2 separate regions of the Homo sapiens genome follow, and region 2 is linked to region 1. Evidence: chromatin loops called from intact Hi-C (ENCODE). Cell type or tissue: chondrocyte. All regions are shown on one strand. Links, peaks and the distances in the headings refer to the core of each region. The heading gives the core; the rest is flanking DNA. Region 1 has its middle 50 kb from the start of LINC02655. Region 2 has its middle 530 kb from the start of LINC02655.

The links. A loop is a pair of places that touch in the nucleus more often than their neighbours do. Peaks named below come from ENCODE experiments on the same cell type or tissue, not always from the same donor. Only the 100,000 strongest peaks of a DNase experiment are listed, where the experiment ranks them.
Region 2: it touches region 1 in a loop (3-fold over the local background); 4 of 110 quality-filtered maps call a loop at or near these places.

Annotation. Positions count from the first base shown.
Region 1 is chr10:80,695,225-80,704,579 of GRCh38, forward strand. No RefSeq gene overlaps it. Among named protein-coding and RNA genes, the nearest start is that of LINC02655, 50 kb to the left of the region's middle. RefSeq lists enhancers at 4,191-4,716, 4,523-4,782. In chondrocyte, for the core only: CTCF peaks have their summits at 4,471 (motif pointing right) and 4,673; a DNase peak (open chromatin) is centred at 4,519.
Region 2 is chr10:81,174,421-81,183,775 of GRCh38, forward strand. No RefSeq gene overlaps it. Among named protein-coding and RNA genes, the nearest start is that of LINC02655, 530 kb to the left of the region's middle. RefSeq lists an enhancer at 3,199-4,398. In chondrocyte, for the core only: CTCF peaks have their summits at 5,581 (motif pointing left) and 5,786; a DNase peak (open chromatin) is centred at 8,681.

The sequences.
Region 1 (9,355 bases), core at 590-8,589:
TGGGTTGAGGCTGGCCTTGGAGACAGGACAGTTTTCTTCAGCTGAGTTGAGGAAGGGCCCAGGCTGCACTGAGTAAACCACATGCGTGTCTGAGTGTGAAGGCCATTCTGAGATGTGTGCTGAGGCTGGTCTGGCCCAGCTGTGTGACAGCCCAGTTACTATGATCATGAAAAATGTGTTTATTCTCACATGCAGTACCCACTGTGCATACATCCACATAACCACCTGCCCAGAGCCCTGCAACTGCAGAGCTGGTGAGCCACCAGTGGTCACTTCGACAGCACCATCATAATAAAAATGGGGAAGCTGAGACCCAGAGCGTGGAGTTCACAAGTCCAAGATCACTCTGAGAGCTGAACACAGGGCCTCACAGGCCCCTGCTGCCCCCTCTCCCATCATACTCAGTCCTGCTCCCTGGACACAACCTCTCTCAATTCTCTAGCTATTTCTTCTACTGTTCATTTTTTGTTTCCCTGAATTACAAGTTTTGACGGCTGCTTCTTAACTTATCAGTTTTTGGCAATTATCTACTGACTTCTCATCAGGTTGACGTGGACTCAGCTCGCCTATTTCCTGCCCCCATCTCATTTCAGTCTCCTCATCCACCCAGGTCCTCTCAACTTAATTAAAAACATTGTTCACTGCGGGTCAAGTTGGTGCTATAATTGCATTTTCCTTCTTGTACATCTTTTCATTTTCCTAGAATTAAAAATTGCACATTGCTTTTTCATTTGCATAGTTTATGATGTGCCTGCTATTGTGTTTCCCTGCCATCAGATCTGTCGTAACCTTGGCAGATGGGTTTTCCCAAACGGGGAGCTGCATTTTCAGCCATGTCTTAGACCAGTTCTATTCCCAGGGTGTTCCGTCCTCACCAGTCTGGTTGGAGGCACAAATGGGGTTACACTGCCAGGAGCCGTCTGCATGGCTTACACAGGCCTGGACCTCCCTCCTTAGTCCAGGCACTCCTGGGAGTTCCAGGGTGTCTCTCCCACGTGCTCACAAGCGACTCTGCTTCTGGCCATTTTCTGCTGTGTGGCTGCCTCTGCCAGAGCCTCCTGCTTCTCTGCTTCTTCCAGCTCTCACCATAATAGCCTCTCCTACCAGGGGCCGTAGGTTTCTGCCAGGTACCCTGCTTAGTGCTCTGAGGGCCTCCTGATGCTGGCCGGCACTGCAGTGCACTGTAGCACGATGGCATGGGTGCTGCCTCTGCTGCTGGCTCCCAGGGCTATATGATACTGACACTGGGACTGGGCCCACCATTGCCCTGGATTGTAGGGACATTCCATGTCGGTTGGTCCGGGACAAGGCTTTCTCTTTGTGTTCCCATCCCCATCAATGTTGTCCAAGTCCCCACCATTTGTTCACAGGGGTTTACACTGATTTGAGGCTGTTGGCTGCAGGATGGAGTTGATGAGGGCGTTGCCCTCCAGCACAGCTTGTGCTTGGTCCCTTTCACTGGGGGCCCCGATCCTTTTGCATCCTGGTCTTTCTTCCTCTCCCCACTGCAAAGACTTTTCTCCTTCCTCACTTTCCTTTTCTGTCCCTGTCACCAAATAAAAGCACTTGCCCTGGTAAAAACACATTGCAGGTCATGTTTTACCTAGGTCAGTATCTGTGTCTTGGAGTCTTGTTTCAGCTTGGGGTGGCCCAGGGCACCTGTGAGAAGGGAGAGGAAGTACACAGAAAACAAATCCATTCATACTTGGAGTCTAACCTGCCTCCTCAGGACAAACTAGGTGCTGCCCACGCCTGGGTCTTTGCGTTTTTAAGGGAAAGGCTGCTGCTACCTGATTTAATTTTTGTTCCCTTTAGGAATTGGCTGGCCTGAGGACAGATTCCTCAGTGTCTTTGTGATCACCCCTCTTGGGTCCCTGGGCACCGTCTCTGTTCCTGGGTCAAGCTTGTTCTGCCTGGTTCCCTCTCTGCCCAGGAGGAGCCCCTGTTCCTCTGTTCACTGTCTTCAAAATAGGTCTGGATGCAGCTTAGGCTCAAGCTGAGTGATAGGGTTTGGCTGTGTCCCCACCCAAAATCTCATCACAGGTCAAGGGCGGGACCAGGTGGAGGTAATTGAATCATAGGTGTGGTCTCCTCCATGCTCTTCTCATCTCACGAGAGTCTGATGGCTTTATAAGCATCTGGCATTTCCCCTGCTTGCCCTCGTTCTGACCTGCTGCCCCGTGAAGAAGGTGCCTGCCTCTTCTTTGCCTTCCGCCATGATTGTAAGTTTTCTGAGGCCTCTCCAGCAATGCGGAACTGTCAGTCAGTTAAACCTCTTTTCTTTATAAATTACCCAGTCTCGGGTATTTCTTCATAGCAGTGTGAGAACGGACTAATACACTCAGACCTGGCACTCTTGATTTAAATGAGATATGATTTTGAATGATTTTGGTATGTTTTAATGAAATTATACTATTTTCAATACAAAATGTATTAAAACTGAAAATATGATTGATTTTATAAATCTTTGGTAAACTATATAAATAAGTTCACATTTCAGAACTGACTCCCCTCCCTCCCTCCCTTCTTTACTTCCTTCCCTCCCTCTTTCCTTCCTTCCCTCCTTCCTTCCTCTTTTTATCCTTTTTAAAAAAATTAATAGCATTTTGGTTCAGAGAAATGGCCACTTTACCTGTAGAGGGACACCTGCAGCACCCATCCCAGTTGTGGCTTGATTGATCAGCCCTCCCTCTCCAGCTAGGAATCCACTGCAGCTGCGGAGTCTCTGCTCTTTGCCTCCAGAGAAGCTGCATCAAGCAGATGGATGGGCACTTTCCAGCTTTAGAGGAAATTCACTTCAGCAACCCCAGAGCAGTTTGAGAAACAAATGTGTCTGTTGTAAACATCTCACACAGTCATAAACTGCAGCCTCTCTTTAGAGCCCCACAGAGACATGACCCTGCCCTTCCCTGACCCCTGCACTGTGGTTTATGAGTAGTTTTCTCTGCAAGGGGGAATTGGTGACTCTCTATCAAGGATGAAGAGAAGCAGAAATCCAAGCAGGGACCTTGCAGGGGCCTCAGGCAGGTCCTGCCAGACTGTGCAATGTAGACGATTCAATTCCACTTGGTCCAATGACCAGCACTGTGCCTGGAACTGTGGTGAGAAGCCAGATGTGTGGGTTCATGCCAGGCTCTGCCCTCTGTGAGTGTGAGTCCACATCCAGGCCCATGATTTTATTATAAAATCATGCTTCCTGTCTGACCTCCATGTAGGCTAAAGTCCTGTTTCATTGAGCAGCAACTGACTTTATTATACTAAGATGATAGATTAGTTTGCCAGGGCTGCCATAACAAAACACCACAGACTAGGTGGTTTAAATAACAAATTTATTTTCTCATGGGTCTGGAGACTGGAAGTCTGTGATCAAGATGTCAGCAGGGTTGGTTTCTCCTGGGGCCTCTGTTGGCCTGCAGAAGCCCTTCTCCCTGTGTCCTCACATGGTTCTCTCTGTGCACACACACCCCTGGTGTCTCTGTGTGCTCACATTTCCTCCTCTTTTAAGACACTAGTCATATTGGATTAAGGCACATCCTAATGGCCTCATTTTAACTTAATCACCTCTTTAAATGCCTCATCTCCACATATCCACATATTAAAACATATGAAACATGAATTCAGCCCATAACAGATAAGAAAGAATAGGCTTAGAGGGAACAAGGAGCAAAAAAGAGGAAAAAATAACATTTATTAAGTGAAATAGAATAGACCTGGGCATTTCAGGTATAATAACTGTGAATAAATATGTGTTAAATATGTGAATATTATTGATTTTACTCCTGAGAGTTAAAATATGTGAATATTATTGATTTTACTCCTCTGAGAGTTACTGTTATGTAGGAATTTGTTATTTTGCTGGGGCTTTGATTTGAGTCTCACACTCTTCGAATCCCATGGGTAGGAGGGTTCGGGAACTGTCCAGAACCCTCATCTCAAAAGGGCTCAGTGCTTATATACACCCTGTCCAGAGGAAATGGTATGTTCTAGCAACATCTGAGCGCTTGAGAACATCTACAGACACCCGGGGCCACCATGCTGTGAGCCCAGCACCTGGCTCTATCTAGGCAGGTGTGCAATAACCTAGGTCGGCACTTTCTCTTGTTCATAACAGCCCTGCACCATCCTGATAGATGGGGAAACTGAGGCTCAAAGAGTTTAAAGAATTAGCATCCCTAAGCAAGGAGTGACATGAGAGTGACCTGGGAGAAGTCAGAGCCCTGAGAATCAGAACAAAGACAAGTAATGCAGATAAATAAATGAACAATCCTGCTACTGATTGATCCTGTGAAATGTCCAGATGCGGAGACCAGTGCCCACGGCACAAGCTTTCTTTGGAAGGCGAAGATCTCCCCTTCCTGCTGGCCAGGGTTAGGGTTGGAGGAACTTGAGGGGGACCAGGGGAGGTGGCCTCAGGGAAGCCCAGGGTTGCTGGTGCCATCGCCAAAGAGGAGACTTTCGGTCTGTCCAGCAGGTGGCGCCGCGCAGCTGAGTATCCGAGGAGAGCAGGCTGAGGCTGGAGAAACCGTCTGCCCTAGGCTTCTTCCCAAATTGCATGTCCCCAGCAGGGGACTCTGCACTGCTAGGGCTCCTGTCCAGCACGGCATCTTCTCTCCGGGGGACTGGGAAACAGGGTGTTTGTCCTCACCTAGAAAACGGCCTCTACGCACACATCTGCTGGAGAGAATAAAGCTGCCGCGTGGCCCTGGGCTTGCTGGCAGGCAGGGGTGGCTGGTGGGCAAGGCTGGGGCCAGCCAGAATGCTCTGCTCCCAAGCAGCCTGGAACTCTCCCTGGAACAGGGCGAAAGCCCCCTAGTAGCCAAAAAAGGAAGATTCTCCCTGGAAACCTGGGCCTGTTCCCCAGCAGCTGGTCAGTTTCATTTGCTCCAAAGCTGCCCCTGAGATGTGGAAGTCTTGGGATAAACCAATTAATTGTAAACATTTTCTTAAATATTCCTGTTTGGACTTGAATTGGTATGTCTAAGGTCTTTCCTGTCCTGATAGTCATCCCTTTGTACGGTAGCATGTCAGCCATAGTGTGGCAGTTGCAGGTACAGGGGCTGGATCTGAATCTAGACACTTCTATGACTTGCTGTGTGATACAGTGAGTTTCTTAACCTCTCTGTGTCTCAGAGCCCTCTTCAGTAAGATGGAGATGGTAACAATTCTTATCTCATGGGTTTACTGTAAGGATTAACTTAATAAATATAAAGCACTTAGGGACAGCGTCTGACAGGCAGTTATTAGAGCTAAGTGGTTGTTATTACCATCAGCTGAGCATACAGCAATTTTCTCAACTAAGTCACGTCACACTAATGCAGGGCATGCAGTAGATTTCCAATAATGCCGAATGGGATTTAAATGGGGGAAAGAGCTTCTAGCAGGGAGTGAGGAGTGGGGCAGCCTATATTGGTGGATGGAGGGCACCAATCAAGGGCCACAGGGATACCCATCCCCTTCCCAGAGAGAGAGAGCTGCTCTTTACGCCACCAGGCCTGAAACTCCAGGCAATTTGGAAGGGCCAATGTGTCGGGGAGAAGAAAGGGAGAGATGTGAGTGCTGTGGCTTCAGCTGGGGGTGCCAGTGGCAGACTGGGCTACGCGTCGGGATCCGTGCAAGGGAAATAGGAATAGAGTCTAGCTCCAAGGGAAGGACAGGCAGGAACCATGCCACCCAGGAGCACAGCCAACCACCAGCCTGGGGGGAAAACCAGGGACCAAAGGCCAGAGCTGGCCAGGAGTCAGGTCCCACACAGAGAGGGCAGGGAAAGAGGCTCAGCTGGACACTGGAGGCTCCAGTCCCCGTAGTCACCCCTGAACACCTGACAGACTTGGGAAGAGCCATGGGCCAGGGCGGGGCTGACAGACACACTGCAGCAACCTCTGTGGGCTGCAGCTGCCACATAGGTAGGTGCCTCCTGGAGGCCCCATCTAAAGCCAAGGGTCATCCCTTTAATGGCTGGATCCTGAGCAGGGAGTAGGGAGGGGCTTGGCAGCCAGGCCAGCAGGTAGGTGGATTGGGGCAGTGACTTTTTGTCAGCCAGCTTGGAAGTATTTCATCAATTTCACAACCAGCATATCTGTGTCCATGTGCCCGGCTGGGCCCCAGCCCTAGTCTTTTTTCCACCCTGTAGTCACCTGATTTGCATTGGTCTGAGGGAGCTGAGAGGTGGGCAGCTGGGGAGGCTGGCACTGAATGACATCCGCATATTACTGCATTCCCACTGTGGTGGGATGTGTCTCCAGAAACGGCAGAGCCCTGGCAGTGAAGAGTAGCCCTGCACTAGACTGCCTGAATTTGAGTCATGATTCCACCACTCCAAGCTGCGTGACCTTGGGCAAGTGACTTGCCTTCTCTGTGTCTCAAATTCCTGCTTCCTGTTTTCTAAACCGAAAACAAAATTAGTACCTTTCTCACAAGATGCTATGAGAATTAACTGAGCAATGTGTGCAATACATTTGGAACAGTTACTTATACCTATAGTATTTAGAACTATTCAAAAAGCAGTAACTTTTTTCATTAAGCACACGTTAATTTTGCATCATCTTCCAAAGTACATAGTTCCTGGCCTTAAGGACACATATGTATTTGGGAGGGAACTGTGAACTCTGCCTCTGTGGAGTACGAGCAGATGAACCCAGGGATCAGAGAGGGAAGGGGTTGACCCAGGCCACAAGGAGGATCAATGGCAGAACAAGGGAGGATCCAGGCCTCCTGAGGCATGTCAGAGTCTTCATGGGTGTAATGTTTGATATGGGCAACCTGCTTTCTTTTCTTCCCTTCCTCCATCTAAGCTGATGCTTGGACTCTGATCTCCAGGGATGAGGAAGAGCTGACAGTGGAAATAGCAAGTCTTTATGGATTTACTTTCCAAGGTCTTAGCCTCAAAGGAGAGAAGGAATTTGAGGCAGACAAGATGAGCAACTGGGACAAACCTGCAGGAAGGATTTCCCCTGAGACTAGAGGGATCTGAGGCGAAAGTGGGAGGACTGTGTAGAACTTGGTTGTGGGCCAGCACCGGCTGCCGCTTGGTCCCCATGCCTGTGTTTTGTCATGAACTGCATTTCTGCAGGCCCAGCATTCTCTGTGGCTATTTTTTGCTGCAGAGATTCAGGCCACGGAGGAGGCTTTTTGTCTGTACACCCTCAGCAATGAATGGCCACAGCAGCTGCCTGTTACAAATGCCTTCCTCTTTCTGAGCTGCTGGCGTGTGAAGGGTTTTATAGGCGGCCTTGCTTCAGATGGAAATAGAACAGCTCTGAACTTGCTACCTATTACCTAGAAGTCATTTTCTGTAGTTATTCCCTTTGTGGCACCATCAAGCATGCACACCAGTAGCTGTCGAGGGTTTGGATATTTAACCAGCTCGTGTTCACACGCATGTGGGTTTCGCCTGTGCCTCTGTGAGACCTCTGGCTAGTACCCATGTGTGTTGGATCTCATGTGGCCTGTTCTCATTATTGGTATTGTCATTACACTTGAGACTGTGTGAGGGGCCGGGGTCCCAGTGCAGTCACCTCAGGACCCAGAGCTGACCTGAACAGAACTTCAGTTTTTCCTCCCCCAAGGGGACCCAGAGCTGACCTGAACAGAACTTCAGTCTTTCCTCCCGCAAGCTCATACATTACTATTTGTCACCCACAACTCAGCATGCATATTTTAACCAGTCCATTTTGGAATCCTTAAGAGGGAAAGAACATGACAGCACTGGACTGAACAGGAAGACAGGTCCCTGGTGAGATGGAGTGAGGGTGATGGGTGAGGGTACATCAGGTCCCTGAGGAGCCTGGAGGGGAAGGGGGCAGGGCCACCAAAATCAGATTTCTTGGATTACACTGCAGAGGTGACTGAGGAGTCTCCCAACACTTTACAGGGAAGTAGGAAAAATCCAGGCTGTAAAACTTTCTTTCAAAACATTTTGGAGGTTACTTTCCTTCTCTGTTTGTTTTCAAGTGCGTAACAGTGATCAGTTCCTTGCTTAACCTTCCTTTATCTGTCATCTTAGGACCAAGGTTGGCTGGGGGGCTGGTGTGTCAGTTAACAGGCAACATGCACAGAGCTGCCTGCCTGGCGCTGGGCCCCGGGTAGCTCCATTCTCAAAGACGTTGGACAGAAGCCCTGCGCAGAAGATGGTGCTGATGCCATTGGAATGGTCCTGCTCCCGGGTCACAGAAATGAGGTGGAGGAGGTATGGGGAGGAAAGATAGTGTCAAGCCCCTGTTGGTTGCTGTAGCAACATTCTGTAATGACTGGAGATCAGTTGCAACAGTCTAAATTTTATTTGCTTTTATTTTCTCTTTGGGAGTAGCATCATGGCTAAAAATAAGAACAGCAGAAACCCACCGCTGGGCTGGTTGGTGCAGCTCCGGTGCCTTCCCGAGTCTGGCAGGTCCACAGCAGAGGACAGAGAAACGGGGGTCTTTCAAGCCAGTGTGGTGAGAGACAGGATGGGAAAGAGCCATGTGGAGTTGGTGGGGGCACCCCTGCCAAGCTAGTTAGCCTGTTTTGTAGCCTTGTAATTTGACAGCCTGGTTTCTCCAAGGAGCGAAAAATCAATAGCGCTATCCACACACACTCAGCTTCTGACCACTTTAACTTCCATAAAGAGGCATCGAGGAAATATTGAGTTAGAGGTGAGGCACAGAAATTCTGCTGTGGTGGAGTTCTTGTGGGCCGGAAGGTAGCTCCTTCAGGGTAGCCTTTTAGCATTTGTTAGCTGCTGTTTCTTTCATTTCTTTTAATTTTTGAATATGCAAATTCCCCAGCATATACAGATGTAAGGAGAATAGTATTCTGTACACTGGAGCCAGCTCATTTAGGATGCTTGGAAAAAAAAGTGGAAGACCAAAATCTCTGCATCTAGGCAGAGAAAAAATGCTCCACCTTTGATGGAGTTATTTCTGACACACTGTGAGATCTCCTGGTTCATCCCAGTGCTACTGCACTAAAATCCTGAGTTAACCTTTAAAAAGAAGAAAGTCCTGCTGCTTGCGACAACATGGATGAACCTGGAGGGCATTATGTTAAGTGAAATAAGCCAGACACAGAAAGACAAATACTGCATAATCTCACTTATAGGTAGAATCTGAAATAGTCGAACTCATAGAGTCAGGGAGTAGAATGGTGGTTGGGAGGTGGGGAAAATGGAGAGATGTTGGTCAAAGAGTATGAACTTTCAGTTTTGCAAGATGAATAAATTCTGGAGATTTCGTGTACTGCACGGAGACTGTAGTTCACAATACTGTATTGTATACCTGAAATTTACCAAGAGTATAGACCTTAAGTGTTCTCGTCACACACACACACACACACACACACACACACACACACACGGTAACTATGTGAGGTGATGGACAAG
Region 2 (9,355 bases), core at 758-8,757, 480 kb after region 1:
TAGGGTTTTTTTTTTTTTTTAGACGAAGTCTCGCTTTTCTCCCCCAGGCTGGAGTGCAATGGCGTGATCTCGGCTCACTGCAACCTCCGCCTCCCGGGTTCAAGTGATTCTCCTGCCTTACCTTCCTTGGTGGCTGGGATTACAGGTGCCTGCCACCACACCTGGCTAATTTTTGTATTTTTAGTAGAGATGGGATTTCACCATGTTGGTCAGGCTGGTCTCAAACTCCTGACCTCAGGTGATCCTCCCGCCTGGGCCTCCCAAATTGCTGGGATTACAGGTGTGAGCCACCATGCCCGGCCAGGGTTTGGGTTATTTTTATTCAACTACATTGCTCAAAATTTCTCAAACAATGCTTGGACTCATTTTCCAGGTGTGTAAAATCCCTCATTAAATATGAGATATATAAAATCCCTCATTAAATATGAGGTGTGTAAAATCCCTCATTAAATATGTGTAAAATCCCTCATTAAATATGAGATATATAATATTGGAGATGCATATATAATGTGATATGTTAAGTTACACCTCAATTACAATGAATACCAACACATTATAACAACAAAATAAAGCCTGTATTAACAGTTTTCTTTTTCTACACTGACCTCAGTATGCTGAGAGCTTTTCTGAGGTGCAGCAAAATTGTCCATCCATCATTTCCAGCACACCATGTTTTAATGTTATAAGAATATTAGTAAAGGAAGAAGAATGTGCGCTTTTTCCCAAGAGAGGCATATTTACAAAGATTTCAAATTATATTTTATTCATGTAGGTTGCATCAAAATCAGTGAGATATTATTCATGATTGTTAAAAATTGTAAGCCAACCTAATGCCCAGCAAAGGAAAGTTGTTAAGTAAACTACGGAGCAACAACCTGATGGGACATTATGCATCAACAAACAGTGAGCATTTTGAAGACTCTGTAAGGAAACTGAAATGAAGATGTAAAACGGTTTTTAGGGGGTTATAGGAATTTTTGCTTTATTCATTTTACTATTAATGTGCTATAATGTTCCCACAATTAATAGTTATTGAAAAATTAATAAACAGAAGATGAAACTGAATTAGTTTAAGAAATTATTTGTGAAAAAGAAACATGTTCATTAAGTCTGCAAATGGACATAATGAAACAGAATATGTTAATTTCAAGCTGAGCATAAACTGACTTGGCCTGAGTCAATAGCAGGCTTAATTTTAAGTGTTGTGTCTACAATGTATTAGTGAGACAATGGTAGCTGTTTAAAGAAATAAGACGGAAACAATTCAAGGCAAAATGAACAATTAATTTAATCTAATAGAAAGTAATTTAAATCATCTGTTTGAAAAAGATTCCCCATTTATAACTTAACTTTTTTTTTTTTTTTTTTTTTTTTTTTTGAGATGGAGTCTTGCTCTGTCGCCCAGGCTGGAGTGCAATGGTGCGGTCTTGGCTCACTGCAACCTCCGCCTCCCAGGTTCATGCCATTCTCCTGCCTCAGCCTCCTGAGTAGCTGGGATTATAGGCACACACCACCATGCGCGGCTAATTTTTGTATTTTTAGTAGAGATGGGGTTTCACCATGTTGGTCAGGCTGGTCTCAAACTCCTGACCTCGTGATCTGCTCGCCTCGGCCTCCCAAAGTGCTGGGATTACAGGTGTGAGCCACTGCACTCGTCTGGAAACTTAACTTTTTAATAAAATAAATTTTTAAACATACTGCTTCCATGAATATTACTTACATATCAGATCTCACCTCCACAAAGTCAATTTTTTACATTAAAAAATCTAAAGTATAGACAAATATAATATTTTCCCCAGTTTTTTAGATATAATTTTACACAGAAAAATTTTGAAGACAGTGCACAGATCTTTCCATTATTAATTTTTATCCCACTTTTTTACTTTGTGCATGCTCTTTCTATGTATATATGTTTAATATTTTTTCAGGATACTGATACTATATGTTAGTATTTAATTATAATATATTATGTCCTATCTATATGTAAATAATATAATTCAATTATATAACAACTATAATGGCTTCCCTCTATACATGTTTTCCAAAAACTAATATAATGTTATTTTTAATTATATGCCATAATTAATTGCATAACATTAATGTATCAAATAGTTAATATATTAATAATTATATTTTAGATATAGTTTAGATTTCAATGAACCATAGATAAAAACTTAGGGGATTAAAAAAAAAAGAATAACTGCACCGAACATGTAGACTATTTTTCTTCTTATTTTTTAAAACAATACAGTATAACAACTTTTACATAGAATTTACATTGTACTAGGTATTGTATGTAATCTAGAGGTGATTTAAAATATAAGGGTGGATGGGCATAGATTATATGCAAACACTATGCCATTTTATATAAGGAACTTAAGCGTCTGTGAATTTTGGTATCCTCAAGTGGTGGGTCCTGAAACCAATGCCCTGCTGATACTGAGGGATTACTCTACATATATACATATATGTATATGTGTGTGTGTGTGTGTGTGTGTGTGTATACACACGTATATGTGTCGGTGTGTATTTTCCAGAATATTATTTCCAGAAGACCAAGAGGAGAGGAGAGAGTGATGAAAAAGTAGCAGCTAATATGCTTGGAAAACTTTAATTTCTATTTCCTAAGATCAAGAACATTTTTTACACATACATAGTACAATCATAGCATGGTTACCATGTAGAGTACACTTTGACAATAATGAGGGATAATGAATTAAATATTGAAAATATTTTCCATAAAGCATTTTAAAATGTAAAGTATGATGATATTGAAGAACAACAATGAAAAGAAGTTATACAATGGCTTTTTCAAAAAGAAGCAATGAGCCTATGGCTATGATGCACTAGCTGTATATAATAGATCAACCATTCTTCAGAAGATTAATGGAAAGCTAGTTTTAAAAACAACAAATTTTCTTGATGGTATCTTCAAGGTAGCTAGGATTTGAGACGCCAAGATCTCAGAGAAAAGGAAAGCTCTCTGGGCAGCTAAACGTCCATGGCTTCTCTTCTTAAAACATCCTCAAAACCAACACTAATATAAGTTTAAGTTCCTAATTTCAGCTCTTAGCAGTCTCTTTCCACTGTCAAAAATAGAAACTTGGAACTTAGAGCACTCTCAGGTGGAGTATTTCCAGGCTTTCACTTGAGGTCCCTGAAAGATCACACTGTAAAACTGAGGGTAAATCAGAAAGAAACTAGAACTTACAAAGCTTAAAACCAAGTTTGGTTGTAGAAAAATGATCTACTTTCACTTTAATAGCCTGCTAATATGTACAGAAAATTGCTGGAAAAATACGTTATCTGTAATCTCTTATTTTTTAATACACAATGTTTAGGAACTGTTGGAAACAGATAATCGGTGCCACGAAGAAAAGTCAGCACAGAGACAAAGGATCTCTCAGCAAGGCAATCTTTACTTTCTGCAGAAAGGGTGCCCTTCACAGATGGAACAGTAGCGAGAGCACATTTGAACAAAGGAAAAGCAGACATATTTATCCCTTAAGCATTTTGGTTGTCCTTACTTCTGTGTCCTGCATCCATTGGCTGGAGCTGGACCTCACAGTCCTAAACTGATACCCGATTTGCTAACAACCTGAAACTTTCCTAAATAGGTAAGTGCAAACAAAGAAGGAGAGGAAGTTGCTTATGAAAGGTTTAAGGAAGCAATAACATTTCCAAATAAGGAAGGAGCATCAGCTATGAGCTAAGACTTGCCTGGGCCTGTCTGGACACGCCTGAGTAAGCCAAAGCAACTAATTGGGCTAAAGTATAAGAACTGATAGTTGATAGAAGGCTTTAGAGTAAGAAGCTATTATTCCTACTGTCTATTATTTTATTTTTAAATCAAGATGAGCTTTGAAGAGGAACTTTTCTACTTTCTACAGGAACCAGTAAACTTACCTGGAAAACTAATTAACAAGAATAAGTTAAAACAGACAATAAAAACAGATTCACAAGGTTGTCAGATATATATTTTTAAGATAACAACTGATAAATATGTTCAGAAAAATAAATGACAGGATGAAGAACTATAGAATTGAAAACTATGACAAATAAAATTATTAATACAATATATAGGATTAATAGCAGGTTATTTATAGCTAAAGAGAAGATTTGTATTCCGGAAAATAGGGCATTAGGACTTCTTCAAAGTAAGACATGGAGAAAAAAGAGTCAAAAAATATAATAATGACTATAATATCTTAGGTGGAATATACTGATAAGTTTTCTTATCTATTGGATACCCACAAGGCAAAAAGAGAGATAATATTTGGGAGAGATTATGGTTAAGAATTTTTAAAATCTGATAAAAGATATAAAGTCATAGAGTCAATGAGCTGAAACAAAAAAAAAAGGCAGGGTAATTACAAAGAAAATCCTACTAAGGCATATCGTAGCCAAATTGCTGAAAATAAAAAATATTGAAAAATTTTAGAACCATTTAAAGAAAAATGTCAGATTGTCTTCAAACGTCAACAAAGGACATACAGCCAATTACACAGTGAAAAGAGCATGAGCCACAAGAAATGAGATATATAAAGTCCCAAAAGAAAATAACTGTAGGCATACAATTTAATACCCAAATAATATATTCTTCCAATTTAATGTGAAAAAGGCATTTTCAAATCAATAAAAGCTGATAGAATTTATTATCAGCAGAACTACATTAAAAGAGACATTAAAAAATATTTTCGAGGCAGAAGAAAGTAGGATCCCAAATAGAAACAAAGAAATACAGGAAGGAAGAAAAATAATGGGAAGGGTAAATATAAAATGAATGTTTACTATTAAAAATAATACTCATGATGTTTTATGGGGTTTGAAATACAAGCAAAATACAAATACTCTGATGGACTTATGTTTTCAGCCATAATCAAATAGATTGGAGGAGACTAAGGCCCCACTGAAGACAGCTAGAAAAGCTGCATAAAATAGGTTTGTTTGTTTTTAGTAATCTGTTTAAAGGCATCAGCTTTGAGCTGGCAAGGCAGCCAGGAGTTGAGAAGCCATATCCTGGAGAGAAGCTTATTGAGATAAACCAACTTCCTGTATGCTAATGAGAATCTCTCAAGGCGTTATCCAAATCTTATCACAGGCAAGAGGGTAAGGAGCTAGGTGTAGAGCAGTGCTAAGGGATAGAGAAGCTAATAGAGCTTTAGGCAACCTACGGAGTTGCGAGACAAAAAAAAATTGCATTTTGGGGCTGCCAAAACAACCAGAATTTAGAAGGCCAAGATCTGATAGAGAAGGCAACTGCAGGCAAGTGAGAACAATACTTAACATAGATTTTCTCCTTTAGTCATTTGTAATTAAGCTTCAAAGGGCAAGTGACAAAATAGCCAAACACAAAGGAGCATAAAAAAAGAGAATAATTTTTGGCAATGTCACGGTGCAAGGAAGACAGATATTTGAATTCAGAACTCAGAAAAAAAGAAGGGGCCCTCAGAAACACTCGCTGGACTCCTGGAAGGTCACTTAGTAGGAGTAGGGGAAAACAGAAATAAATATGTCCTTTCAAAGGCTGCAGAGCAGCCTTGAATGAGCTAAATTTGTGGCTCCATTGAGATGATCTGCTGCTGTACTGCCATCTAGAGGGCAGGGTTAAGCTTTTCTGAAGGAAGATAACATCCATGGCGTCTAAAATGGATGGCATACAATGCAAAATTAGCATTCAATTTAAAAATAAAAAATAAACATTGCGCTTTAAAGATTGCAAAAAGTTATCCCAATTGTATTGTTACTTGAATCTATGTTCCTTGCAATATGTCTTTGCTGTTCTTCCATCAGGAGACAGAGGACATTTCCCCATCCGTTGTATCTAGGCAGACAATGGGTTGAGATGAGCTGTGACTTATATGAATATGCTGAAAGTGATCATGTATCAGTTCAGGGCTCAAGATTTGTGTACTTCTCTCTCTTTCTCTTTCTCCCTCTCTGTCTCTCTGTTTTTGATTCCTATAACCACCACATGAATAGCCTGGTCTAACATATTAGAGAATGAGGGACGACATGGAAGAGAGCCCAGAGCCCATTTGATCTATCTGATATTTCCTAGATCAGTTTAAAGTTCATCTCAAACTTGTGAAAGGGTGAAGCCATGATTGATAGATACACCAACTTCATACCCAGCTGACTGCAGATACATAGTGGAGCCCAAATGAGATGAGAACTACAAGGAGTTGATTGGTAGATTCATGAGCAATAGGAGACACTCAGTTTTGGAGTTGCTTATAATACAGCAGTAGCTAACTGAAAAACTTATTAATAGAAAGTAAGAGAAAAACCAGACAATAGAAACATACCTTTAAATGATCCAGTTATTGAAGATACTAGACATGGGCTTTACAACACCTGTGATTAATATATTCACTAACATTCAGACTAAGAGCCAAGTTGTCAACAGAAAGAGCAGGAAAACAGAATACAATGGAAAAACAACTTTAAAATTCTGAATGAATATGTTTCAATCTAGAATTCTATAGCCCCTGAATATATTTTTCACAATTAAAGTTGAAATAAAAACATCTCTAAGGAATTAAAAAGGCACAAAAAAGAGAGAGATTATTACCTGTAGAACCTCACAAAATTTAAATAAAATGTTAATGGCAGAATACTTCAGTCACTAGGAAAACTTAAAAAAATAACCCTAGATTACCCCGCCCCACAAATGCAGAGAGGTGAAGAGCAACAGAAAGTGTCATATATGGATATAAATGAATAAATATTGAGTATACAAAAATTTTAAAATAATATTAGGTGATGACTAAAATACATATAAAAATACATGTCAACAATTTTACAGGAGAGGGACAAGTGGAGTTAAAGAAACCCCAAATTCAATAAATTCTTGGAACTAGATAAAATTAATACTTATAAATATCATGAGTAAAACTGGGGGCCTCCATACAGACTTGAAGAGAGTATTTTGAACAACTTTATGGCACTAAATTTAAAAAATGTAGTTAAATGGAAAACTTCATTTAAAAAGATAATTTATTAAAATCAACCCAAGATGAAATTTAAAATCTGTATTATTGTATTTTTATTACTGTGGTTAAATCTGTAATTGAGTATTTTCTGCCAACAACATGAGGCTGTGATGGTTTCACTGGTAAATACCTAGAGTTGTTTTCATTCCTTTTTTAATTGCCAATTTTGAAATTTATTTCTTGTGACAATGCTGCAAGGTAGATTAACCCGTTTCACAAATTAGGAAACTGAGATTTAAAGAGTGTGTGAATAAAGGTTAGATTTGACTTTACGTAATAATAAAAAAAGTTGCTCAAAGAAAACAGGAGTTTTTTCTCTTATGCGACCATGAATCTCAGTAATTTCATTCATAATATGGTATTCATAATATTGCTTTTCTAAAAGATGGAGTTTTTGTCAGATGATTTCTTAGGGATCGATAATTCTAGCAGGGAAGAAAAATCAAATTAGGTTTGTATTATGTAACTTTGCAAATCTCTATTTTGTGTTATATATTCAAACTTCTGGGGATTCTTGAGTTCTACTATTTGTTTTGTTAAGCTAAAATTTTCTGTGAATTATTGGAAATCAGTCGTTTTCTGTGTCTTTTACCGAGACAAGGAACTAAGCCTGCAGATTTTGTATTCGAGACAGCATTATTAGTATACTCTGTTTCAATGAAAACTGAAAGCATACATCCGTTCATTTACTTCACTCATTCAACAAGTATTTTGTGATCATCTATGTTGTGATAGATATAGAGCAAACACCTAATTCATGCCATCATGAAGTTTGTCATGCATAGAAAAGGACAGTCATTAATCAAAAAAAAATTTTTTTTCTTTTTTTGAGATGGAGTCTCACTCTGTCGCCCAGGCTTGAGTGCAGTGGTGCGATCTCGGCTCACTGCAGCTTTTGCCTGCCGAGTTCAAGCAATTCTCTTGCCTCAGCCTCCAAAGTACCTGGGACTACAGGCACGCGCCATTTTTTGTATTTTTAGTAGAGACGGCGTTTCACCGTGCTGGTCAGGCTGGTCTCCAGCTCCTGACCTCGTGATCTCCCCGCCTCGGCCTTCCAAAGTGCTGGCTTACAGGCGTGAGCCACCGTGCCTGGCCCATTAATCAAAATTTTGAAAGTAAATCCATATCTCCCAACACTGTTAAGTCCTCTGGAGGAGTGTTTCTCCACACTGGGACAGTGCTAGTGGAAAGGAAGGGCCTGATGTAGCCCAGGGGTCAAGAGAGCATTCACTTGGGCCGGGCGCCTGGCTCACACCTGTAATCCCAGCACTTTGGGAGGCCGAGGCAGGCAGATCACTTGAGGTCAGGAGTTTGAGACCAGCCTGGCCAACATGGCAAAACCCCGTCTCTACTAAAATCAGAAAAATTAGCTGGGTGTGGTAGCGTCCACCTGTAGTCCTAGATACGCAGGAGGCTGAGGCAGGAGAATCACTTGAACTCTGGAGGTGGAGGTTGCAGTGAGCCGAGACCAGGCCACTGCACTCCAGTCTGGGTGACGGAGCGAGACTCCATCTCAAAAAACAAACAAACAAACAAAATGAGCATTTGCTGAAACACATCTTTGAAGTAAGATCAGAAGGAGCAGCTCACTCACTAGGCCAGGTGGGGAGGTTGTGGTGGGACAGTGTGGAGCAAAAGAGGAACTGTAGGCCGAAAGGAGCGGGATCTGCGCGAGAGGCACCATGAACAAGTAGAGTGACTGTGGCAAAGCAAATGGAGGGCCAGTGGTTCGGGAATGGGCGGGGGAATGGGAGAGGGTGTGCAAAGGGGCAACCGCAGTGACTCCTCATGCTGCAAGTCTTGTCACGTCTATCCACTGTGAAGAAACTGTTGCGATGATAAATTAGATGCAAATAATAATGCCTTAGTGTTTAAAAGGAATACAGGATGGGGAGGGGAGTTCTTTTGTAAGGGGTATAGAGTAGTAGGCTTGCCAGGTGAAGAAGTTCTGGATATCCGCTTCACAACAATGTGAATATACTTAACACTACTGAACTGTACACTTAAAAAGGGCTCAGATGGCAAATTTTATGTTACTTTTTAAAAATTACAATAAAAAATGACTGCAAAAAAGGAATGGAAATTCCATTTCCTATATATTTCATATCACTGGTAACTCCATTACTTTTAAGTCAGGTAAATAGGGAATGCAAAATTATTTTGCTTTGTAATCTCTTAAAAATTAAAATATATGAAGTTTAAAGATATGAAAGAATTTAATAATTTGTGTCTCATAATATTTTAAATCATAAGCCAGAAAACCTAGAAAATTGAATGATATTATAACATTTTCTTTGTGTATATACATGATAACTATTTTCTCTTTAGACATAGTAACCTCGTATTTAAAAATAATTTGC